2 separate regions of the Homo sapiens genome follow, and region 1 is linked to region 2. A link is a loop called in an ENCODE intact Hi-C map of the cell type or tissue named here. Cell type or tissue: tibial artery. All regions are shown on one strand. Links, peaks and the distances in the headings refer to the core of each region. The heading gives the core; the rest is flanking DNA. Region 1 has its middle 10 kb from the start of UGT2B28. Region 2 has its middle 9.3 kb from the start of UGT2B11.

Region 1 (12,884 bases), core at 3,181-11,180, 45 kb before region 2:
GAATGTTTTTTTCTTCAGTGTTAATGCTTGGGAGAAAATAATAGAAGAGTGAGGACTAATAACCATCAAATTAAGGCAAACTATGAAAGCCAGAAAAGTCTCCTTGGAAGTGTTCCCAGATAAAGGGGCCTTGATTCAGACACTGAGAGAAGGTTCTCGGATTCCACACAGGAAGGAATTCAAGGTGAGTCACAGAGTGCAGTGAGAAAAGATAGCTCATTGAAAGCTGTGACATTACAGAGTAGGGCATCCTCTGAAGGCAAGGAGTTGAATGCAACACCTTTGTTTCAAGTTTTTCTTATATAGGAGTCTTGTCTGTGTAAAGGACCTATTCACAAAGGTCCCTGGATTTTGTCTGCATCTCCATCTCTGTGCAATTTCTGGGAGACCCCTCTGCCAGTCCACATGTCCTTGAAGGTATGGAGCCCCATCTAGCCAGAATTCCAGATGTCTACAGTGAAAGGAAGCTGTTTACTATTCCTTTCACTCACCCTTCCCTAGAAACAGCTCAGGGTAGAGAACCAGCTGTAGCATTCAGGCACACCATTCAGCGTCCTCAGCCTTCTTTCTCTTCAGCCTCAGTGACTACTTCTTTTCTCCATCCACATTCAGTATTTTCTCTCCAAAGATCTGTTCAAATTATTTTGGTATGAAAAAAAAAACCCTGGTGTTTCCCTGGTGGCAGTGGCACTTCCTGACTGCATCTAGTTGATCATCTTGAACACATTCCTGTGTATATATTCTTTTGAGAATTCTTTCTTGATGTCCCTGCCCCATTTTTTAATGGAGTTATTTGTGTATGTTTTGTTAATTTCTTTAAGTTCCTTAAAGATTTTTGATATTAGATCTTTAACAGATGCATAGTTTACAATTATATTCTCCCATTCTGTAAGTCATCTGTTTATTCTGTTGATAGTTACTTTTGTTGCACAGAGGTTTTTTAGTTCAGTTATGTTCTATTCTCTTGATTTTGTTCTAGGGTTTTATAGTTTTAGGATACTGTACTAGCTTATTCTCATGCTGTTTCTAAATACATACCCGAGACTGGGTAATTTATAAAGGAAAGAGGTTTAATAGATTCACAGTTACACATGGCTTGGGCGGCCTCACCATCATGACAAAAGGCAAATGAGAAGCAATGTTATATAATACTTGGAGGCAGGCAAGAAGCCTTGTGTAGGGAAACTCTCCTTTATAAAACTATAAGATCTCAAGACACTTACTATCATGGGAATAGCATGGGAAAGATGCCCTATGATGATACAATTACCTCTCACCGAGTTCCTCCCACAGCAGGTGGGAATTATGCGAGCTACAATTCCAGATGAAATTTCGGTGAGGACACAGCCAAATCATATCATTCTTGCCTTGGCCCCTTCCAAATATCAGGTCCTCACATATTAAAACCAGTCATGCACTCTCTTCAGTTCCCCCAAAGTCTTAACTAATTTCAGCATTAACTCAAAAGTCCACAGTCCAAAGTCTCATCTGAGATAAGGCAAGTCCTTTTTGCCTATGAGCCTAAAAACAAAAGCAAATTAGTTACTTCCTAGATACAATGAAGAAACAGGCATTGGATAAATACACTCCTTCTAAATGGCAGAAATTGGCCAAGACAAAGGGGCTACAGGCTCCATGCAAGTCCAAAATCCAGGTAAGGCAGTAAAATCCAGGGGCAGTCATTGCCAAAATCATCTTCTTTGACTCCATGTCTCAAATACAGGTCACACTGATATAAACGTTGGGATTCCATGGTCTTGGGCAGCTCAACCCCTTTGACTTTGCAGGGTACAGCCCTCTTCTTGGCTGCTTTCATGGGCTGGCATTGAATATCTGTGGTTTTTCCAGTTGGATAGTCTAAACTGTTTGTTGATGTATCATACTGGGGTCTGAAGGATGGTGACCCACTTCTCATAGCTCCACTGGGTAGTGCTCTGGTGGTGACTGTGTGGGTGTGTTGGGGGTGGGGGGGGGCTCACACCACACATTTTCCTTTCACACTGTGCTAACAGAGTTTCTTCATGATTGTCTCACCCCTGCAGGAAACTTCTGCTTGAACATCCAGGCATTTCCATAAATCTTCTAAAATCTAGGTAGAGGTTCCCAAGCCTCAATTATTGACTTCTGTGTACCCACAGACTCAACACCACATCAAAGCTGACAATCTGCCAATGCTTGGACGTTGCCCCACTGAAGCCATGGCTTGAGCTCTACCTTGGCCACTTTTAGCCACAGCTGAGACACAGGGACTGTGTTCTGACACTGCACAAAGCACCAAGATGCTGGGCCTAGCTCAAAAAGCCATTTTTTTCCTTCTAGGCCTCCCAGCCTGTAATGGGAAGGGCTACAGCCAGGAAGACCTTTGATATGCCCTGGAGACACTTTCTCCATTGTCTTGGCTATTGACAATTGGTTTCTAATTACTTATGCAAGTTTCTGCAGTTAGCTCTAATTTCTCCTCTGAAAATGGGATTTTTCTTTTATACCACATCATCAGGCTATGGATTTTCCAAACTTTTATGCTCTACTTCCCTTTTCAACGTAAGTTCCAATTCCAAACCATATCTTTGTAAATACATAAAATGGAATACTTTTGACTGTACCCAAGTCACCTCTTGAATACTTTGTTGCTTAAAATTTATTCCATCAGATGCTCTAAATCAGCTCTCTCATGTTACAAGATCCACAAATCTCTAGGCCAGGAGGAAAATGCCACAGGTCTTTGCTAAAACATAGCAGAGTCACCTTTGGTCCAGTTATCAACAAGTTCCTTATCTCCATCTGAGACCACCTCTGCCTGGACTTTATTGTCCCTATCACTATCGGTATTTTGCTCAAAGCCATTCAACAAGTCTCTAGGAGGTTTCAAACTTTCCCACATCTTTCTGTTTTCTTCTGAGTCTTCCAAACTATTTCAAACTCTGCCTGTTACCCAGTTCCAAAGTTGCTTCCATATTTCCTGATATCTATACAGCAGTACCCCACTACCTAGTACCAATTTACTGTATTAATCTATTCTCATGCTGTTAAAAAAGACACACCCAAAGCTAATTTATAAAGGAAAGAGTTTTAATGGACTCACAGTTTCACATAACCAGGGAAATCTCACAATTATGGCGGAAGGTGAATGAGGAGCAAAGTCACATCTTACACAGCGGCAGGTAAGAGAGCTTATGTAGGGAAATTCCCCTTTATATAGAACCATTATATCTCATGAGACTTATTTACTATCAAAAAAACAATATGGGAAAGACCCACCCCTATGATTAAATTACCTCTTGCTGGATCCTTCCCACAACACGTGGTAATTGTGGGAGCCACAATTGAAGATGAGATTTGGGTGGGGACACAGCCAAACCATATTAGTTAAACATTTACATCTTTAACTCATCTTCAGTTGGTTTTTGCATATGGTAAAAAGAAGATATCTAGTTTCAGTGTTCTGCATATGGCTAGCCAGTTATGTAGCACCATTTATTGAAGAGTGAGTTATTTCCCCATTGTTTGTTCTTATTGACTTTGTTTAAATCAGATGACTGTAGGTGTAAGGCTTTATTTCTGGGTGCTTTAACTGGTTCCATTGGTCTATGTGTTTGTTTTTGTACCAGTACCAGGCTGTTTCAGTTACTGTAGCCTTGTATTAGAGTGTGAAGTTGGGTATTGTGATGCCTCTGGCTTTGTTTTTGTGCTTAGATCTGTTTTGACTTTTGGGCTATTTTTGGTTTCATAGGAATTTTAGAATTTTTTTTCCAATTGCATTGAAAATGTTCATGGTAGTTTGATAGAAATAGCACTGAGTCAGTAAATTACTTTGGGCAGTATGGTCATTTTAAAAATATTAATTCTTTCTATAATTGAGCATGAAATACATTTCTTTTTGTTGATGCTGTTTCTAATTTTTTCAACAGCATTTTGTAATGTTTAGGGCAGAGATTTCTCACCTCCCTGGTTAGCTGTATTTCTAGGTATTTTATATGTGGCTGTTGTAAATGATAGTGCATTCTTGATTTGGCTCTCAGCTTGGATGTTGTTGGTATAAACAAATGTTACTGATATTTGTGTAACACCAAAGGTTCTTAACTTAGCCACACCAAAGATTTGGTGTGGCGGCAGCCCTCAGTGAGAGAGAGACAGGGATAAACCAAGAGAAAAAAAAGCTGTAGGCTTTGTTGAGCATAGTGACAGTACAAAGCTTCCACAGTGTGGAAGGGGTCCCGAGCGGGTAGCCAGTGTTAGATTTTTTGATCACCTTTTAAACTCTTTTAAGTCGGGAAATACATGTGGCTGGAAGATGTTTCCAGAGAAAGAAACAATGACAATTAACATGTCTTAGGTCTTGAGGAAAACCAGAATTATAACTTAAGTTTTATCTACTTTATAACCTTGCAGTGGCATGGCAAAAGGGACAGAATCTCACAGGATTTTACAAATTGTGTTTACAAGGAATTGGAATTGGGAGCATAGATAAGGTCTGCTGGTCACAGAAAAACTGACTTTTAACATTCCTTTTAGTTTCAGGGGAGGGGGAACGGAGAGAGGGAGGACGGACACAGGTAAGCCTACAGCAAAAGTTTCACTTTTTATAGCTTTCTTGGGGGAAGAAAACACATGCACAAATTCTGATGTTAGGAATGTTTTAAGCATATATCTTCAATATTATTATTCATCCAGGGCCAAAGTAAGTCTGATGTAGGAAATGAGTGAGTTTCGCAGCTTTCTGAGCCCCTACTCAACCCAGGAAGCCCAGCTGGAACCTCCTCAGTCCCCCCTCTAGATAGGACACACCAACTGCTGTTGGGAACTGGGCGGCGGTCATTCTGACTACTTCCTGCTGGTTAGGGGCAAAGAAGGGGACCTGTAGTTGTGGTGTCTTCCAGAGGAGAACTTTTTAGGCCAGTGAGGGACCAGCGGGTGGATCCAGGGGTCCTTGGTAGAAACGTGAGTTGAGCTCATGTGAGGTTCCATGTGTAAGATCATCTGTAGCTTGATGGCCTTGATCCTGGAGGAAACAAATTTGACAAGGAGGTTAAAAATGCAAAGCCCAAAAGCGAATAATAGTTGGATGGCTGTTGCAGGCCTGCAAATGGGAGGATCCAAGGTATCCATTGGTTAAACATATTTCAGGGCCCTGAGTGTTCAAGCTCCTTTTTTCTACTTTCTATTCGTTCTCTTATTTCTTTGACCTTTTCAGTAATGATTCCTGACTGGTTAATGAAATAGCAACATTCTTCTCCTAAGAAGAGGCAGGTTCCTCCTCTTTTGGCAGTTAATAAGTCTAGGGCTCTCCAATTTTGAAGGACTACCACAGTTAGATAATTAAGCTGGCTTTATAGGGTCACTAGAGAGTTGGCAACTCATTCCATGTCATCATTTAATTCTCGTGATAATTTATAATAGAATTGGGTGGAGGAGGTTATGCCTCCAATTCCAGTCCCAAGCCTGCCTAGTATTCCTGCTCCTATAGTAAAAGGGACACTAAGGGCTTGCCTGTGGTGAGATTGGGATATAAGGAGACTTTTTAACTCTTGTTCCATATATATGGACATGGGAGGTGCTAGAAAGGAGAGAAAGCATAGTTCTTTCAGAGTGTCATTTAGGCATGATAGTCTGTGTTATAACAGATGAAAAAAATGCCTGAAGGTAGACAGGTGAAACCTGAGGTCTTGCACTAGTCTCCACTGACTATTTGGTTTTTGTATTCCTAGGATTGGGGTGTTCCAAGGACTGCTACATAATTTTACCAAACCTTGAGCTTTTAAATTTCTAACAATATCCTGTAATCCTTTGAGAGCTTCAGGCCTTAATGGATATTGCCTTTGATAAGGAAAAACGGTGGGGTCTTTTAGCTTGATTTGGACTGGATGAGCATTCTTTGCCCTTCCAAATTATCCTTCTAAGGCCCAGACCTCGAAGTTGATTCCTTCTTCAAGTAGGGGACAACAAATGGGTAATTTGTTCCCCATATTCATGTAGATAATGGCCCCAGCTTTGGCTAATATGTTCTTCCCTAAGAAGGGTATGGGACTTTCAGGCATTATAAGAAAGGCATGTGAAAAGAGCAAAGTCTCCCAACTGCAGCTGAGGAGGCAAGAGAAATACCTGGTTACAGGCTGTCCTAAGATTCCTCGGATAGTAACAGACTTTGGGGACAGTCGTCTGGGGCAAGAGGTTAAAACTGAGAAGGCCGCGCCAGTGCCCAGGAGGAAGTCCACTTCCTGGCCCTCAATGGTCAAACTTACCCGGGGCTCTGTGAGGGTGATGGCATGAGCTAGCGCTTGCCCCAGGCACCCTCAGTCCTGTTGCTGAATCATCTGGGTGGGTGCTTCTGGTCCAGAGGGCCTTCATCCTCTGGGGCAGTGCACCAATTGGACATGGGTGAGGGGGTGGTTTTTTTTTTGTTGTTGAACACTCTTTCTTAAAGTGTCCTTGCAAACCCCACTGATAACAAGCCCTACTAGGCAATTGGCCTCTCCTCTTGATTCTCTCTGAGCCACCAAGGTCTGCCTGTCTGAGGGCCATGACTAAGGCTGCAGCCTTTCTCTTATCTTGCTTTTCCCTTTTGGCCTGTTCCTCTTGGTCCCTCTTATAGAACACTGAGGTTGCCAGGTTTAATAATGTCTCTAAATTTGTTCTGGGCCTAAGGCAGAGTTTTGGAGTTTTCTCCTAATGTCAGCCACTGATTGGGTGATAAGTTTATCCTTTAAAATAAGTTGGCCTTCAACGGAATCTGGAGTTAAGGAGCTGTGCTTTCTTAGGGCCTTCCTTAGCCTTTCTAGAAAAGCAGAGGGGTTTTCCTCCTTTCCCTGTGTAATTGTGGATAGCACTGAGTAGTTCATAGGCTTTTTCCTAGTCTTCCTCAACTCATCTAAAATGCAAGTTTGCAAATGCCTGCAGCTCCAATCTCCATGATGTGAGTCAGTATCCCCAGTGAGGGTTTACACTGGGAACTGCTTGTTGCCCTGTGGGGAATTTTTGCCTCTCCTCCAGGGTCATTCAATCATTTAGCTGGCTAAGGTACCACAGATCCCCAAATTGCCAGGCGGCAGGTAAAGCTGCTTCTTTTTCAGTAGGACTTAAGGGCTGATCAAGAAGCAACTGATATCTGTCCATGTCAGATCAAAGCACCACCCCAATCCTTGCAGGACATCTATATAGTTATCGGGATCATCTGAGAATTTCCCTAAATCTGCCTTTACTTGTTTCAAATTTGAGAGTGAGAAGGGGGCATGCACATGAAGGGGCCCAAATTCTCCTCCTACTGCTTATAAGGGATGTAGTTTGGGTGCCTTATAAGCACCCAAGTTTACGATCTCTTTCCAGTGTGCCTATAACACTTCAGTGGGGCTGGATGGAGGAGAGTCAGTGCGGGAGGAGAGTAGGGCTGAGGGAAGAGGCCCTGAGTATGGAGGCAATTGTGGCCCTCTGCCATTTGGGCAAAGCTTGCAGGCTTGGCACAGGGCAGTATTGCCACGAAGGGCAAAGAAAGCCTGTACATAAGGGACTTCACTCCGTTTGTCTTCCTGTTTACAGAAAAGATCTAGTTGTAGAAATGTGTTATAATTAATACTTCCCTCAGGAGGCCAAGTTTCTCCATTTTGTAAGGAATACTGTGGCCAGGCAGTGGTACAGAAGACAATCAGCCGCTTCTTTTTTAAGGTTTCAGGGTTGAATTTGTCCCAGTTATTCAGGATATATCTTAAGGGAGTGTCCGGTTTGGTGCCCATCTGGAATTTTAAACACAGGGATGCCCGCACCTGGGACATCCTGGGACTCATCTTCCCTTACGGCGTCCCCCAAGGGTCAGGTCCAGATGTGCTCAAAGCTCATGGCCACTTTTCCTGAGCCCTCCAACTACTGGATTTAACCATGCTTACCGGCAGGATGGAAACTTCCGTTGTCCCTGCTGTGCACCCACTGACCACTATATGGAGCACAAGAACTGTTGGATTTATTGTGGTCCTTCTGCCAATGCATCCTACCTGTTCCATGGTGGCAAGGCCTGGACCTGAGGCACCACTGATGCCTGCATGCTAAGGCCCAATTTACGTGGGCCTGGCCATAAAATTGTCCTTCAAGGAGAAATCTCTGAATTAGCGACAGGAGGTTTAGTAAGCTTAAAGGAGGTGGTGGATGTTCTCTAGGCCAGGGCTGAGAGAACAGCTGCTGTACTCTAGCCTTCTGTCCCCACTTCCCATCAAAGAAGTAAACCCCTGTCTTATGGCGGTGCCAGTATCCTGTGTCCCAACTGACTATATTTTCTTCCTTCCAATACCAACTATTGAATGGTTCAAATAGCAATTCAATGGCTCTAAGAGCTGTACCCATGCACCACGGATTGTACTTGAGAGGCCCCAACAAGGGGGAAAGTCTATCTGGGGAGCAATGGAGGAAACGCCCTAAGGCTTCTACTATCCACATGAAAATTACAGACCTATCTTTAAATTGTCTTGATGTGGGGGACCATTCACTATGGAGGGGAACTGGCCCTTCAAAATAGCCATGGAACGGAAAAACCTGACTAATCCCTGGAGGGCACCATGAACAGGGATCTTCTGGGCACCATCCCAAGAATTTAAGACTTTTAAATAGAGAATCTTCATCCTGCCTAGTGGGAATAAACTTGCTTGCGAGATGAGGAAAGAAGTCTAGCCGGTGGACATTAGGACCGAGGAGGAAGGGGTCAGAAGATGTGGTGGTCTCACACTCAGTAACCCGTGCAGGGAGAGCCTTTGGAGGGGCCATGGTCTCAAACAGGAAATCTGGGAGACTAGAATGTCCGCTGATAACTCCCAGGTGTATTTCCGGACCACCACGGAAAGTGAAAGAGTATGAACTGGATCCAGACTTACCAACATTCCCAGACCCAAAGGGTCAGGGTTGTTAGCCCTTTTCCAGAGAGCCTGACACCCATGTCTCTAGTCCCAAGGCGGCACTAATCACCTTTAAGTGGCCCAGAGGTGCCCGGTTTAGCCTCTGAATTCTAAGGAAGGACAGGACAGAATTGCAAGCCAAAGAGGTCCGATCGTACTCACTACATGACGATCTAGATGCCTTTCCTGGAGATCCTCCTGGCTGGCTCGCCAAAAATGCCAAAGGTTCTTGCCTTAGCCACGCCAAAGATTTGGTGTGGCAGCAGCCCTTGGTGAGGGTGAGAGAGAGACACGGGTCAACCGAGAGAAAAAAAGCTGTAGGCTTTATTGAGCAGAGTGAGGGTACAAAGCTTCCACAGCATGGAAGGGGTCCCAAGCGGGTAGCCAGTGTTAGATTTTTTGATCTCCTTTTAAACTCTTTAAGGCGGGAAATAAATGTGTTGGGAAGATGTTACGAGAGCGAGAAACAAAGACAATTACCATGTCTTAGATCTTGAGGAAATCCGGAATTGTAACTTAAGTTTTCTCTACTTTATAACCTTGCAGCGGCATGGCAAAGGAGACAGAATTTCACAGGATTTTACAAATAGTGTTTACAAGGAAGTGGAATTGGGAGCATAGACAAGGGCTGCTGGTCATAGAAAAACTGGCTTTTAACACTCCTTTTAGTTTCAGGGGAGGGGGAAGGGAGAGGCAGCAACGACACAGGGAAGCTTACAACTAAAGTTTCGCTGTTTATAGCTTTCTTGGGGAAGAAAACACATGCACAAATTCTGATGTTAGGAATATTTTAAGCATATATCTTCAGTATGATTCATCCAGGACCAAAGTAAGTTCTGATGCAGGAAATGAGTGAGTTTCACAGTTTTCAGAGCCCCTACTCGACCCAGGAAACCCAGCTGGAACCTCCTCTCATTTGTATGTACATTTTTTCTTCTGAAACTTTGCTAAAGTTGTTTTTCAGAAGTAGGAGCTTTTGGACAGAGGCTTTGGGGTATTCTATGTATAAAATAATACCATCTGAGAAGAGAGATAGTTTGTCTTTCCATCTTTCTATTTGGATGACTTTTATTTTTCTCTCTTGCTCTGGATAGGACTTTCAATACTGTACTGAATAGCAATGATTAGAATGGACATCATTGCCTTGTTCCAGTTCTCAACAGGAATCCTTTGAGCTTTTGCGCATTCAGCATGATGTTGACTGTGAGCTTTCACAGATGGCTCTTATTATTTTGGAGTATTTTCCTTTAACACATAATTTGCTCAGGGTTTTTTAGAGTAAAATTGAGACCAAACAATCATAGAAAACATCAACAATATTGAAAGTTTGTTATTTGAAAGAATAACTAAGATTGATTAATTACTAGATAAGGTTAATTACTAGATTAATAAATAAGATTGATTAATTACTAGATAGACTACAAAAGAATAAAAGAGAGATGGTCCAAATGAACACACTCAGAAATGACAATCAAGAGATCATCATCAACCTCAGGAAAAACAAACTACATGCAAAGACCATAATGACCATCTCTATACATACAAACTTAAAAACCTAGAAGAAGCAGATCAATTTCTGGACACCTACATCCTCTCAAAGTTGAACCAGGTAGAAATAGAAACCCTGAACTGACCCAAAATGAGTTCCAAAACTGAATCAGTAATATAAAGTCCAGCAAACAAAAAAGACCTGATTCAGATAAGATTCGCAGCCAAATTCCTTTATACATATAAAAGGAAATACTAGCCATCCTACTGAAACGATTTCAACAAATTGAGGAGGAGGGACTCCTCCTTAACTCATTCTATGAGGCCAAGATTGCTCTGATACCAAAACCTTGCAGAGACACAGGAAGAAAAGAAAACATCAGGCCAATATCTATCATGAATATACACACAAGAATCCTCAACAAAGTACTAATTAATCGAATTCAGCAGCACATCAAAACCTAACTACCACAATCAAGTAGGCATTAATCTTAGGATGCAAGATTCATTAAACATATGCAAATAAATAAATGTGATTCATCACATACCCAGGACTAAAAACAAATACATCATGATCATTTCAATAGATGCAGCAAACACTTTCAAAAAGTTCAACATCACTTTCCTTTTTTGTTTTGAAGCACTCTCAAAGGAAATAGAATTTAATAGTTGTGCTCAAACTTCAGAAGGTGGTGGTAACAGACTACTACTAAGATACATTCATAATCTTGGGAAAAACTATGGCTACTACAAAATGAAACTTGTGTGCTGGAAAGGCCTTGCCAGTGAATGAAAGAGGGAATCAGAAGGCTTATGACAGTGGATATATTAACATAGACATCTTATACAGTGCTGGAAATCTATCAAATATTTGCTGAAGTTATAATGAATGTTCAACATGTCTATCCTCTGAGGACTAGGTCTTTTTGGACTTACCAAACCAATCTCAATGATATGATTTATGATCAGATATTGAAATAATAGAGACCTTCAGAAGGCAGATGGCCATAATAAACATGAGCACTAAGACTGGGGTGTTATCCAGAAAGACCTAATTTAGAAAGCTGTGCACATAGTAATAGAGAAGATAGCACTAGGGACAAAACAGATAGGTGAGCAAGGGAATTTCTCAATCTATAATACCAGAAGAGTTCAAGAATGGATACTAAAAATTTGAGGGCAGCTGTCCTCACTAGAAATCACAGTAAATTGTCAAGGGTCTGGACCTAAGTGTGTTTTCAGACCTGAAATTTATTTATGGGCAAAGACACCAGGCCCCTCAGGGAAAAAAAATCTGTAAAGCCAAATAAACTCACATGCTACTGATTCCATATTTTTTTTTTCCTGAAAGGGACAGCGACATCCCTAGGATAACTGATGATTTCCTCAATTTCCAAAATGCATAATTATGTAGATACACTTTCTCTTTAGAAAAAATGTGAAATTGTATCATTGGTGCCTGGATACAAGTCATTTTAGTGGGAAAGGCCAAGTGGATTGTCTCTGCATTAGTTTCTTGGGCTGCTTAAAATAGAAGTTATTCTCTGATAGCTATCTAAGCCAGAAAGTCAAAATCTGTGTTCTCAGGGTTCATTTGTTCTGGAGGCTCTAAGAGAAAAACAATTCAATGCCTGTCTCTTGGCCTTTATTGGTTGCTGACAATTCTTGGAGTCCCATGGCTTGTGGCTTCTCTCCAACTTCTCTTTCCTCAGCATCATCTTTTCTTTTCTTTCTTCCTAATTTTTTCCTGCCTTTATTCTTTTCAAAAAAATTTATTTGTTTGTTTGTTTTTAATTTTTTGAAGAAATGGTGTCTTGCTATGTTGACTTGGCTGGTCTGGAATTTGGCCTCAAGGGATCCTCCTACCTTTCTCCTTATAAACATATCTGTCCTTGGATTTAGAGCACATCATAAATCCAGAATAAATTTGTCTTGATTTTCTTTTTTTACATACATCTGCAAAGAGCTTTTCTCCAATAAAGTCACTTTAATAGATTCTGGAGGTTACTCACTGGACATATTTTTGGGGAAGACAACTCTTCAATTCACTAGATACATGAAGCTTCTTCATTCCTCCATTACCACAGATGTCAGGTGGCCCAGAAAATGGAAAATGATACTGCATTACATACCTGGGGATTGTGAAAATTAAAGAGCTTAAAGGTATAAAGGATGCAGGATGATGGGCTCCATTACATCTTTGATTAAAAGTCTGACCATTATAAAATCCAACAGATCCTAGAGTCTGGTAGTGGACTCCTGCAATTTCCACCAAGTATTTGCTCCACTGGCATCCCGTGTGTCAGGTAGAGTATCTTTGCTAGACCAGATGAACATTCATATTATTAAAATGGCTGTACTTCTGACAGTGATTAATGGATTTGTTGCAATCTCTATTAAATTCCTATGGTATTTCTTATAGAATTGAAAAAAATCTTTAAATTTATATGAAAACACAAAAGACTGTTAACATTCAAACCTGATTTTTAAAAAAAGCACAAGATGATCTTATATATTACTTTTAAA
Region 2 (12,884 bases), core at 1,510-9,509:
TTTCTTTCTTTCTCTCTTTCTTTCTCTCTTTCTTTCTTTCTCTCTCTGTCTCTCTGTTATTCCCATCTCTGTCTCTCTGTTATTCCCATCTCTGTCTGCCTGTCCTCACACCCCTTCACCATACTATTACATAGTATGCTAAAATGAAACAATTCAGACAGTATTGTTCCAATCATACATGCATTTATTAAAAAGAAGGTACAGAAAATATAAAAATTCAAAGGAGTTTTAGGAGTTGCTTCCGGGATGTAATATTAATTAGGACATGACATACACTAGATAACTGCTACTATAGAATCCATTAAAAAAACACATACCCACAAAGACATACACACTAACTTACTCACAGTGTCTATATTTATATATGTATATGTATATATGTATATATAAACGTATTTTAAAGTAAATATAGAAATATAACTATGATATATCATGTTATGTCAATAATAAAACACAGTAGAATAATCTGACAATCTCCAAATTAATTTCACATAGCTAATTATTTCAAGATTCTAAATATTTTTATTCATTAAAATAAAGATAAATTTGTGATTTTTCTCCATATCTGATCTTGCAAAAATACAAAAATTATTCATAAGCATTTTAATTTAATATCAATATAATTATTTTCACAAGTTCAGTTAGAATTGTTTCTCTGTACATGGAAGCAATGGAAATGTTAATTCAGTTGCCAAGGTTTGACAAAAGATACCATTTTTGACAAAATGGATGAACCTAGAAGATATTATGCTAAGTAAATTAAGCAAGTTCAAGAAGGACAAATATTTTATGATTCCACTTATATTAGTTAAGTAAAATAGGCAAACTAATTGAAGCAGACAATAAAATAGTGTTTTCCAGGGGTTTGGGAGAGAGAGAAATTGGGAGTTGTTGCTCAGTGGGTATAAAGTTTCACTAATGCTTATGCATAAGCATAGTGATTTCCTCTCCAATATAATGCCTATGGTTAACAACGTGGTATTGTGCACTTAATAATGTGCTAAGAGGGTAAATCGCAAGCATTATTACCATCAAAATGAAAGAGTGACAAAGAGAGCTTTTGCAGGTGATGGATATGTTTATTACCTTCACTGTTATAATGACAGCATCATGGGTGCATGTATATGTCCAAACTCAGCCATTTATATATATATATATATATATATATATATATATATATATATATATATATGTATGTATAAAATACTTGCAGGTTTTTTATATCAATTGTACTTCAATAAAGCTATTAAAATTATATGCATCTATTTTTGAAATTTATATGATGCATTTCTTAAATTGATGTACAAATTATTTCTCTACAAGAAATCAAATAATTCATTGAGATGTCTGGGAAAATAGTATTGTGGTTTTTATTTGAACTGATGATCAAACATTTCACAGAGAAAAACACAAATATAGCGAAATAATGTTTCCTAGATCAGACAGAAATTTATTTAAATTTTAAACTCTATATCTTATTCTTAAAATTACTTCCCACAAAAAGAGATAAAATTTCAAAATCCAGGTTGCCTTTAACACTGCAAATTTTGACTTGCACTGTTTTCAGAAAGTTATATCAATATAAATAACAGAGGACATTTTGATCTTATGGACCGAAACCCAGCTTCTGTCTATAACATAAAAAAAACAAGTGAATGCCTTACTTTATCCATCACCCAAGCTCTATAATAATGGATTTTCTTAAATAAAGTGGGAAGCCTGTGAGCAGCACTAGAGGAAATCATGTTATCATTTCAATCATCTATTAATGAGTTTAAAATTTTGGTAAAGGATTGAGTTGACAAGGTCTGGCTTCCATTATGTAACGATAGCTAGATATGTAATGATAACTCCTATCTCTGTTACTAGGCCTTCTTTTCCAAGCTAAGTACAGTTTAAAGTTTGGAAACAGCATATTTCTTTAGAGAGAGATGGCACGGATCAAAATGAGTCCACTGACATTTTGACTGTAGAAGAAAGGAAAGACCAAATGTCAATTCCCACAATTGGAACAAAAGTCAGTCCCAAAAAGTTGGGACATAAGTCTCAGAACTTAATGTCTCCTGGCTTGTACATGGAGAACAGGGCATAATTAAGCTATTTTTGAATAACCCTATAAAAACTTTAACATTCTGAGGTGAAGAAGAAGTAGCCAGATTTAATCTTGAATAAAACTGACTAGATTCAGTTTTAACCTATAAAAAAAGAAAGTCTTTTTTCTATAAAGTCTTATAGTTGCTTTTTTAAAAGTAATATATAAGATCATCTTGTGCTTTTTTAAAAAATCAGGTTTGAATGTTAACAGTCTTTTGTGTTTTCATACAAATTTAAAGATTTTTTTCAATTCTATAAGAAATACCATAGGAATTTAATAGAGAATGCAATAAATCCATTAATCACTGTCAGAAGTACAGCCATTTTAATAATATGAATGTTCATCTGGTCTAGCAAAGATACTCCACCTGACACACGGGATGCCAGTGGAGCAAATATTGGTGGAAATTGCAGGAGTCCACTACCAGACTCTAGGATCTGTTGGATTTTGCAGTGGTCAAACTTTTAATCAAAGATGTAATGGAGCCCATCATCCTGCATCTTTTATACCTTCAAGGTCTTTAATTTTCACAATACCCAGGTATGCAATGCAATTTTATTTTCCATTTTCTGGGCCACCTGACATCTGTGGTAATGGAGGAATGAAGAAGCTTCATGTATCTAGTGAATTGAAGAGTTGTCTTCCCCAAAAATATGTCCAGTGAGTAACCTCCAGAATCTATTAAAGTGACTTTATTGGAGAGAAGATCTTTGCAGATGTATGTAAACAAAGAAAATCAAGACAAATTTATTCCGGATTTATGATGTGCTCTAAATCCAATGACAGATATCTTTATAAGGAGAAAGGTAGGAGGATCCCTTGAGGCCAGGAATCCAAGACCAGCCAAGTCAACATAGCAAGACATCGCTTCTACAAAAAATTAAAAGCAAACAAATTTTTTTGAAAAGAATAAAGGCAGGAGAAAATTGGGAAGAAAGAAAAGAAAAGATGATGCTGAGGAAAGAGAAGTTGGTGAGAAGCCATAAGCCATGGGACTCCAAGAATTGTCAGCAACCAGTAAAGGCCAAGAGACAGGCATTGAATTGTTTTTCTCTTAGAGCCTCCAGAACAAATGAACCCTGAGAATACAGATTTTGACTTTCTGGCTTAGATAGCTATCAGAGAATAATTTCTATTTTAAGCAGCCCAAGAAACTAATGCAAAGATAATCCACTTGGCCTTTCCCACTAAAATGACTTGTATCCAGGCACCAATGATATAATTCACGGTTTTTCTAAAGAGAAAGTGTATCTACACAATTACGCATTTTGGAAATTGAGGAAATCACCAGTTATCCTAGGGATGTCACTGTCCTTTTCAGGAAAAAAAAAAAAAATATGGAATCAGTATCATGGGAGTTTATTTGGCTTTACAGAATTTTTTTCCCTGAAGGGCCTGGTGTCTTTGTCCGTAAATAAATTTCAGGTCTGAAAACAAACTTAGGTCCAGACCCTTGACAGATTACTGTGATTTCTAGTGAGAACAGCTGCCCTCAACTTTTTAGTATCCATTCTTGAACTCTTCTGGTATTACAGATTGAGAAATTCCCTTGGTCACCTATCTGTTTTGTCCCTAGTGCTATCTTCTCTATTACTATGTACACAGCTTTCTAAATTAGGTCTTTCTGGATAATACCCCAGTCTTAGTGCTCATGTGTATTATGACCATCTCCCTTCTGAAGGTCTCTATTATTTCAATATCTGATCATAAATCGTATCAGTGAGATTGGTAAGTCAAAAAAGACCTATCAAAGGATAGACATGTTGAACATTCATTACAACCAGCAAATATTTGATAGATTTCCAGCACTGTATAAGATGTCTATGTCCAACAACGATAGACTGGATTAAGAAAATGTAGCACATATACACCATGGAATACTATGCAGCCATAAAAAATGATGAGTTCATGTCCTTTGTAGGGACATGGATGAAATTGGAAACCGTCATTCTCAGCAAACTATCGCAAGGAAGGTAAACCAAACACCACATGTTCTCACTCATAGGTGGGAATTGAACAATGAAAACACATGGACACAGGATTGTGGTAGTTAGGTTTTGATGTGCTGCTGAATTCGATTAATTAGTACTTTGTTGAGGATTCTTGTGTTATATTCATGATAGATATTGGCCTGATGTTTTCTTTTCTTCCTGTGTCTCTGCAAGGTTTTGGTATCAGAGCAATCTTGGCCTCATAGAATGAGTTAAGGAGGAGTCCCTCCTCCTCAATTTGTTGAAATCGTTTCAGTAGGCTGTCTAGTATTTATTTTTATATGTATAAAATAATTGGGCTGTGAATCTATCTGAATCAGGTCTTTTTTGTTTGCTGGACTTTATATTACTGATTCAGTTTCGGAACTCATTTTGGGTCAGTTCAGGGTTTCTATTTCTACCTGGTTCAACTTTGAGACGATGTAGGTGTCCAGAAATTTATCTGCTTCTTCTAGGTTTTTAAGTTTGTATGCATAGAGATGGTCATAATGGTCTTTGCAGGTAGTTTGTTTTTCCTGAGGTTGATGATGATCTCTTGATTGTCATTTCTGAGTGTGTTTATTTGGATCATCTCTCTTTTATTCGTTTGTAGTCTATCTAGTAATTAATCAATCTTATTTATTCTTTCAAATAAAAAACTTTCAGTATTGTTGATGTTTTCTGATTGTTTGGTCTCAATTTTACTCTAAAAAACCCTGAGCAAATTATGTATTAAAGGAAAATACTCCAAAATAATATGAGCCATCTGTGAAAACTCACAGTCAACAGCATACTGAATGGGCAAAAGCTCAAAGGATTCCTCTTGAGAACTGGAACAAGGCAATGATGTCCATTCTAACCATTGCTATTCAGTAGGGTATTGGAAGTCCTAGCCAGAGCAAGAGAGAAAAATAAAAGGCATCCAAATAGAAAGAGGGAAAGACAAACTATCTGTCTTCTCAGATGGTATTATTTTATACACACAAAACCCCAAAGCCTCTGTCCAAAAGCTCCTACTTCTGAAAAACAACTTCAGCAAAGTTTCAGAAGAAAAAATGTATGTACAAATGAGAGGAGGTTCCAGCTCGGTTTCCTGGGTCAAGTAGGGGCTCCGAAAACTGTGAAACTCACTCATTTCCTGCATTAGAACTTACTTTGGTCCTGGATGAATCATATTGAAGATATATGCTTAAAATATTCCTAACATCAGAATTTGTGCATGTGTTTTCTTCCCCAACGAAGCTATACACAGAGAAACTTTAGCTGTAAGCTTCCCTGTGTCTTTGCTCCCTCTCTCCCTTCCCCCTCCCCTGAAACTAAAAGGAATGTTAAAAGCCAGTTTTTCTATGACCAGCGGCCCTTGTCTGTGCTCCCAATTCCACTTCCTTGTAAACACAATTTGTAAAATCTTGTGAGATTCTGACTCCTTTGCCATGGTGCTGCCAGGTTATAAAGTAGATAAAACTTAAGTTACAATTCTGGTTTTCCTCAAGATCTAAGACATGTTAATTGTCTTTGTTTCTGGCTCTGGTAACATCTTCCCACACATGTATTTCCCGCCTTAAAGAGTTTAAAAGGTGAGCGAAAAATCTAACACTAGCTACCCGCTTGGGACCCCTTCCACGCTGTGGAAGCTTTGTACCATCACTCTGCTCGATAAAGCCTACAGCTTTTTTTTTTTTTCTCTCGGTTGATCCGTGTCTCTCTCTCACCCTCACCAAGGGCTGCTGCCACACCAAATCTTTGGCGTGGCTAAGGCAAGAACCTTTGGCATTACATTTTTGGTGAACCAGCCAGGAGGATCTCCAGGAAAGGCATTTACATCGTCACGTGGTGAGTATGATCAGACCTCTTTGGCTTGCAATTCTGTCCTGTCCTTCCTTAGAATTCAGAGGCTAAACCGGGCACCTCTGGGCCACTTAAAGGTGATTAGCGCGGCCATGAGACTAAAGACACCGGTGTCAGGCTCTCTGGAAAAAGGCTCTCTAACAACCCTGACCCTCTGGGTCTGGGAATGTTGGTAAGTCTGGATCCGGTTCATACTCTTTCACTTTTCATGGTGGTCCGGAAGTACACCTGGGAGTTATCAGCAGACATTCTAGTCACCCAGATTTCCTGGTTGAGACCATGGCCCCTCCAAAGGCTCTCCCTGCAAGGGTTACTGAGTGTGAGACCACCACATCTTCTGACCCCTTCCTCCTGGGTCCTAATGTCCGCCGGCCAGACTTCTTTCCTCATCTCGCAAGCAAGGTTATTCCCACTAGGCAGGATGAAGATTCTCTATTTAAAAGTCTTAAATTCTTGGGATGGTGCCCGGAAGATCCCTGTTCATGGTGCCCTCCGAGGATCAGGCATGTGTTTCCGTTCCATGGCCATTTTGAAGGGCCAGTTCCCCACCATAGTGTATGGTTCCCCACATCAAGACAATTTAAAGATAGGTCTGTAATTATCATATGGATAGTAGAAGCCTTAGGGCATTTCCTCCATTGCTCCCCAGATAGACTTTCCCCCTTGTTGGGACCTCTCAAGTACAATCTGTGGTGCATGGGTACAGCTCTTAGAGCCATTGAATTGCTATTTGAACCATTCAATAGTTGGTATTGGAAGGAAGAAAATATAGTCAGTTGGGACACAGATTACTGGACCACCGTAAGAGAGGGGCTTACTCCTTTGATGGGAAGTGGGGACAGAAGCCTAGAGTACAGCAGCTGTTCTCTCAGCCCTGGCCTAGAGAACATCCACCACCCCCTTTAAGCTTAATAAGCCTCCTGTTGCTAATTCAGAGATTTCTCCTTGAAGGACAATTTTATGGCCAGGCCCACGTAAATTGGGCCTTAGCATGCAGGCATCAGTGGTGCCTCAGTCCCAGGCCTTGCCACCCTGGAACAGGTAGGATGCATTGGCAGAAGGACCACAATAAATCCAACAGTCCTTGTGCTCCATTTAGTGGTCAGTGGGTGCACAGCAGGGACAACGGAAGTTTCCATCCTGCCGGTAAGCATGGTTAAATCCAGTAGATGGAGGGCTCAGGAAAAGTGGCCATGAGCTTTGAGCACATCTGGGCCTGACCTGTGGGGGACGCCCTAAGAGAAGATGAGTCCCAGGAATAACCAGCGGTGCGGGCATCCCTGTGTTTAAAATTCCAGATGGGCACCAAACCGGACACTCCCTTAAGATATATCCTGAATAACTGAGACAAATTCAACCCTGAAACCTTAAAAAAGAAGTGGCTGATTGTCTTCTGTACCACTGCCTGGCCACAGTATTCCTTACAAAATGGAGAAACGTGGTCCCCTGAGGGAAGTATTAATTATAACACATTTCTACAACTAGATCTTTTCTGTAAACAGGAAGATAAATGGAGTGATGTCCCTTATGTACAAGCTTTCTTTGCCCTTCGTGACAGTACTGACCTGTGCCAAGCCTGCAAGCTTTGCCCAAAGGACAGAGGGCCACAATTGCCTCCATACTCAGGGCCTTTTCCCTCAGCCCTACTCTCCTCCTGCACTGACTCTCCTCCATCCAGCCCCACTGAAGTGTTAAAGGTGCATCGGAAAGAGAACTTAAACTTGGGTGCTTATAAGGCACCCAAACTATGTCCCTTATAAGCAGTAGGAGGAGAATTTGGGCCCATTCATGTGCATGCCCCCTTCTCACTCTCAAGATTTGAAACAGATAAAGGCAAATTTAGGGAAATTCTCAGATGATCCTGATGACTGTATAGATGTCCTGCAAGAATTGGGGCAGTCCTTTGATCTCACATGGACAGTTATCAGTTGCTTCTTGATCAGACCTTAAGTCCTACTGAAAAAGAAGCAGCTTTAGCAGCAGCCTGGTAATTTGGGGATCTATGGTACTTTAGCCAGCTAAATGATTGAATGACCCTGGAGGAGTGGCAAAAATTCCCCACAGGGCAACAGGCAGTCCTCAGTGTAGACCCTCATTGGGATACTTACTCAGATCATGGAGACTGGGGCCGCTGGCATTTGCAAACTTGCATTTTAGATGGGTTGAGGAAGACCAGGAAAAAGCCTGTGAACTACTCAATGCTATCCACAATTACAAAGGGAAAGGAGGAAAACCCCTCTGCTTTTCTAGAAAGGCTAAGGAAGGCCCTAAGAAAGCACAGCTCCTTAACTCCAGATTCCGTTGAAGGCCAACTTATTTTAAAGGATAAACTTATCACCCAATCAGTGGCTGACATTAGGAGAAAACTCCAAAACTCTGCCTTAGGCCCAGAACAAATTTAGAGATATTATTAAACCTGGCAACCTCAGTGTTCTATAACAGGGACCAAGAGGAACAGGCCAAAAGGGAAAAGTGAGATAAGAGAAAGGCTGCAGCCTTAGTCATGGCCCTCAGACAGGCAGACCTTGGTGGCTCAGAGGGAATCAAGAGAGGAGAGGCCAATTGCCTAGTAGGACTTGTTATCAGTGCGGTTTGCAAGGACACTTTAAGAAAGAGTGTTCAACAAAAAACAAACCACCCCCTCACCCATGTGCAATTGGTGCACTGCCCCAGAGGATGAAGGACCTCTGGACCAGAAGCACCCACCCAGATGATTCAGCAACAGGACTGAGTGTGCCTGGGGCAAGCGCCAGCTCATGCCGTCACCCTCACAGAGCCCCAGGTAAGTTTGACCATTGAGGGCCAGGAAGTGGACTTCCTCCTGGACACTGGTGTGGCCTTCTCAGTTTTAACCTCTTGCCCCAGATGACTGTCCTCAAAGTCTGTTTCTATCCGAGGAATCTTAGGACAGCCTGTAACCAGGTATTTCTCTCGTCTCCTCAGCTGCAATTGGGAGACTTTGCTCTTTCACATGCCTTTCTTGTAATGCCTGAAAGTCCCACACCCTTATTAGGGAGGGACATATTAGCCAAAGCTGGGGCCATTATCTACATGAATATGGGGAACAAATTACCCATTTGTTGTCCCCTACTTGAAGAAGAAATCAACTTCGAGGTCTGGGCCTTAGAAGGACAATTTGGAAGGGCAAAGAATGCTCATCCAGTCCAAATCAAGCTAAAAGGCCCCACCATTTTTCCTTATCAAAGGCAATATCCCTAAAGGCCTGAAGCTCTCAAAGGATTACAGGATATTGTTAGAAATTTAAAAGCTCAAGGTTTAGTAAAAATATGTACCAGTCCTTGGAACACCCCAATTCTAGGAATACAAAAACCAAATAGTCAGTGGAGACTAGTGCAAGACCTCAGGTTTCACCTGTCTACCTTAAGGCATTTTTTTCATCTGTGATATCACAGCCTATCATGCCTAAATGGCACTCCGAAAGAACTGTGCTTTCTCTCCTTTCTAGCACCTCCCATGTCCATATATACTGAACAAGAGTTACAAAGTCTCCTTATACCCCAATCTTGCCACACGCGAACCCTTATTGTCCCTTTTATTGTAGGAGCCAGAATACTAGGCAGGCTTGGGACTGGAATTGGAGGCATAACCTCCTCCACACAATTCTGTTATAAATTATCACGAGAATTAAATGATGACATGGAATTAGCTACCGACTCTCTAGTGACCCTACAAAGCCAGCTTAATTCTCTAACTGTGGTAGTCCTTCAAAATCGGAGAGCCCTAGACTTATTAACAGTTGAAAGAGGAGGAACCTGCCTCTTCTTAGGAGAAGAATGTTGCCATTTCATTAACCAGTCAGGAATCATTACTGAAAAGGTCAAAGAAATAAGAGAATGAATAGAAAGTAGAAAAAAGGAGCTTGAACACTTAGGTCCCTGAAATATGTTTAACCAATGGATACCTTGGCTCCTCCCTTTTGTAGGCCTGTGACAGCCATCCTACTATTACTCGCTTTTGGGCCTTGCATTTTTAACCTCCTTGTCAAATTTGTTTTCTTCAGGATCGAGGCCATCAAGCTACAAATAGTCTTACACATGGTTGAGACAATCATGAAGAAACTCTGTTAGCACAGTGTGAGTGCAAAATGTGTAGTGTGAGCCCCCCCACCCCCAACACACCCACACAGAGAGTCACCACCAGAGCACTACCCAGTGGAGCCGTGAGAAGTGGGCCACCGTCCTCCAGACCACAGTATGATACATCCACAAACAGTTTAGACCATGCAACTGGAAAAACCACAGACATTCAATGCCAGCCCATGAAAGCAGCCAAGAGGAGACCTGTACCCTGCAAAACTAAAGGGTTGAACTGCCGAAGACCATGGAATCCCACCGCTTATATCAGTGTGACCTGTATTTGAGGCATGGAGTCAAAGAAGATCATTTTGGCAATGACTGTCCCCTGGATTTTATTGCCTTACCTGGATTTCGGACTTGCATGGAGCCTGTAGCCCCTTTGTCTTGGCCAATTTCTGCCATTTAGAAGGAGTGTATTTATCCAATGCCTGTTTCTTCATTGTATCTAGAAAGTAACTAACTTGCTTTTGTTTTTTAGGCTCATAGGCAAAAAGGACTTGCCTTATCTCAGATGAGACTCTGGACTGTGGACTTTTGAGTTAATGCTGAAATTAGTTAAGACTTTGGGGAACTGCAGGATTGGTTTTGAAATGTGAGGACCTGATATTTGGAAGGGGCCAAGGGAAGAATGATATGATTTGGCTGTTCCCTCACCGAAATTTCATCTGGAATTGTAGCTCCTATAATTCCCAGCTGTTGTGGGAGGAACTTGGTGAGAGGTAATTGAATCATTGTAGCGCATTTTTCCCATGCTATTCCCATGATAGTGAATAAGTGTCTTGAGATCTTATAGTTTTATAAAGGAGAGTTTCCCTACACAAGTCTTCTTGCCTGCCTCCATGTATTACATAACATTGCTTCTCATTTGCCTTTTCTCATCATTGCGAGGCCTCCCAAGCCATGTGTAACTGTGAATCTACTAAACCTCTTTCCTTTTAAATTACCCAGTCTCGGGTATGTCTTTAGTAACAGCATGAGAAAACGCTAGTACAGTATCATAAACTATAAAACCCTAGAACAAAATCAATAGAAGAGAACATAACTGAACTAAAAAGCCCCTGTGCAACAAAAGTAACTATCAACAGAATAAACAGATGACTTACAGAACGGGCGAATATAATTGTAAACTATGCATCTGATAAAGGCCTAATATCAAAAATCTATAAGGAACTTAAACAAATTAATAAAACATACACAAACAACTCCATTAAAAAATGGGGCAGGGACATCAAGAAAGAATTCTCAAAAGAATATATACACAGGAATGTGCTCAAGATGATCAACTAGATGCAGTCAGGAAGTGCCACTGCCACCAGGGGAACACCAGGTTTTTTTTTTCATACCAACATAATTTGAACAGATCTTTGGAGAGAAAATACTGAGTGTGGATGGAGGAAAGAAGTAGTCACTGAGGCTGAAGAGAAAGAAGGCTGAGGACGCTGAATGGGGTGCCTGAATACTACAGCTGGTTCTCTACCCTGAGCGGTTTCTAGGGAAAGGTGAGTCAAAGGAATAGTAGACAGCTCCCTCTCACTATAGACATCTGGAATTCTGGCTAGATGGGGCTCCATACCTTCAAGGACATGTGGACTGGCAGAGGGGTCTCCCAGAAATTGCACAGAGATGGAGCTGCAGACAAAATCCAGGGACTTTTGTGAATAGGTCCTTTACAGAGACAACTCCTATATAAGAAAAACTTGAAACAAAGGTGTTGCATTCAACTCTTTCCCTTCAGAGGATGCCCTACTCTGTAATGTCATAGCTTTCAATGAACTATCTTTTCTCACTGCACTCTGTGACTCACCTTGAATTCCTTCCTGTGTGGAATCCGAGAACCTTCTCTCGGTGTCTGAATCAAGGCCCCTTTATCTGGGAACACTTCCAAGGAGACTTTTCTGGCTTTCATAGTTTGCCTTAATTTGATGGTTATTAGTCCTCACTCTTCTATTATTTTATCCCAAGCATTAACTCTGAAGAAAAAAACATTTGCCTCTATTGTGGTCATAATTTCTACTTTTCCCATATTGATACATTTGTGATATATCCTAATAAGTAACACTTTCCCTTTCAAAAGATTACCATCATAATTTGCCATTACTGAAAGTATGAAAAATTTAAATTATCACATTCCAGGGTCTATTTGTGTTCTCCCTACCAATAGTGATAGGATTCTCCTTACAACTGGTAGTGAATGATCCAACTCTAAAATCTCATTTTGTTGTCTGTTCTTTTTTTCTGACCTCTCTTGGTACATATTATCAAATGCTGGGTGGCTCCAAGAAGTAGACTCTAAGCTGAATATGCTTTTGAGGAAGATAATTTGGGAGTTTTATTGAAAATAACACCTGTGAAAAAGTAGGAAGCAAGATTGGACTATGGAACAAATTAGGATATAATTCAATTCAATGGTTTGAATGTTTGAGTGCTCCAAAGATTAATATGTTAAAATTCTTATAACCAAAATGACTGTATTAGCAGACAGAACCTTTTAGGAGGTGTTTAGGTCACGAAGGCAGAGTCCTCATTAGTGGAATTAATTCCATTCCAAAATTTGCTCACAAGAACTCATTCATCTCTTTTCCCCATTAAGACATGGTGACGGGCTGCCATCTTGGAGGAATGCCCAATACCAGCATCTTGATTGTGAAAATTTCAGCCTCAAGAACTGTGGCAAATAAATTTTTTTTGTCTATATGCTAGGCAATGTATGGTATTTTTCTATATAGCACCCTGAGCATGCTGAGACATGCAGTCTCAGCATAGGTTTCATCTCACCCACTGGGAGTTTGAAGCTAAGTTAGCCCTTCAGAGTTGGTCCACATTGAAATGAGGAGAATTGGCCTTCAAAATCTTACATATGACCAGGCATTGGAT

What was found. A loop is a pair of places that touch in the nucleus more often than their neighbours do. Peaks named below come from ENCODE experiments on the same cell type or tissue, not always from the same donor. Only the 100,000 strongest peaks of a DNase experiment are listed, where the experiment ranks them.
Region 1: it touches region 2 in a loop (4-fold over the local background); 36 of 110 quality-filtered maps call a loop at or near these places.

The regions. Positions count from the first base shown.
Region 1 is chr4:69,263,841-69,276,724 of GRCh38, reverse strand. No RefSeq gene overlaps it. Among named protein-coding and RNA genes, the nearest start is that of UGT2B28, 10 kb to the left of the region's middle. In tibial artery, for the core only: no CTCF peak of the experiment used is centred there; a DNase peak (open chromatin) is centred at 7,409.
Region 2 is chr4:69,217,617-69,230,500 of GRCh38, reverse strand. It overlaps a transcript of UGT2B11 not described here. Among named protein-coding and RNA genes, the nearest start is that of UGT2B11, 9.3 kb to the right of the region's middle. In tibial artery, for the core only: no CTCF peak of the experiment used is centred there; DNase peaks (open chromatin) are centred at 5,877 and 8,020.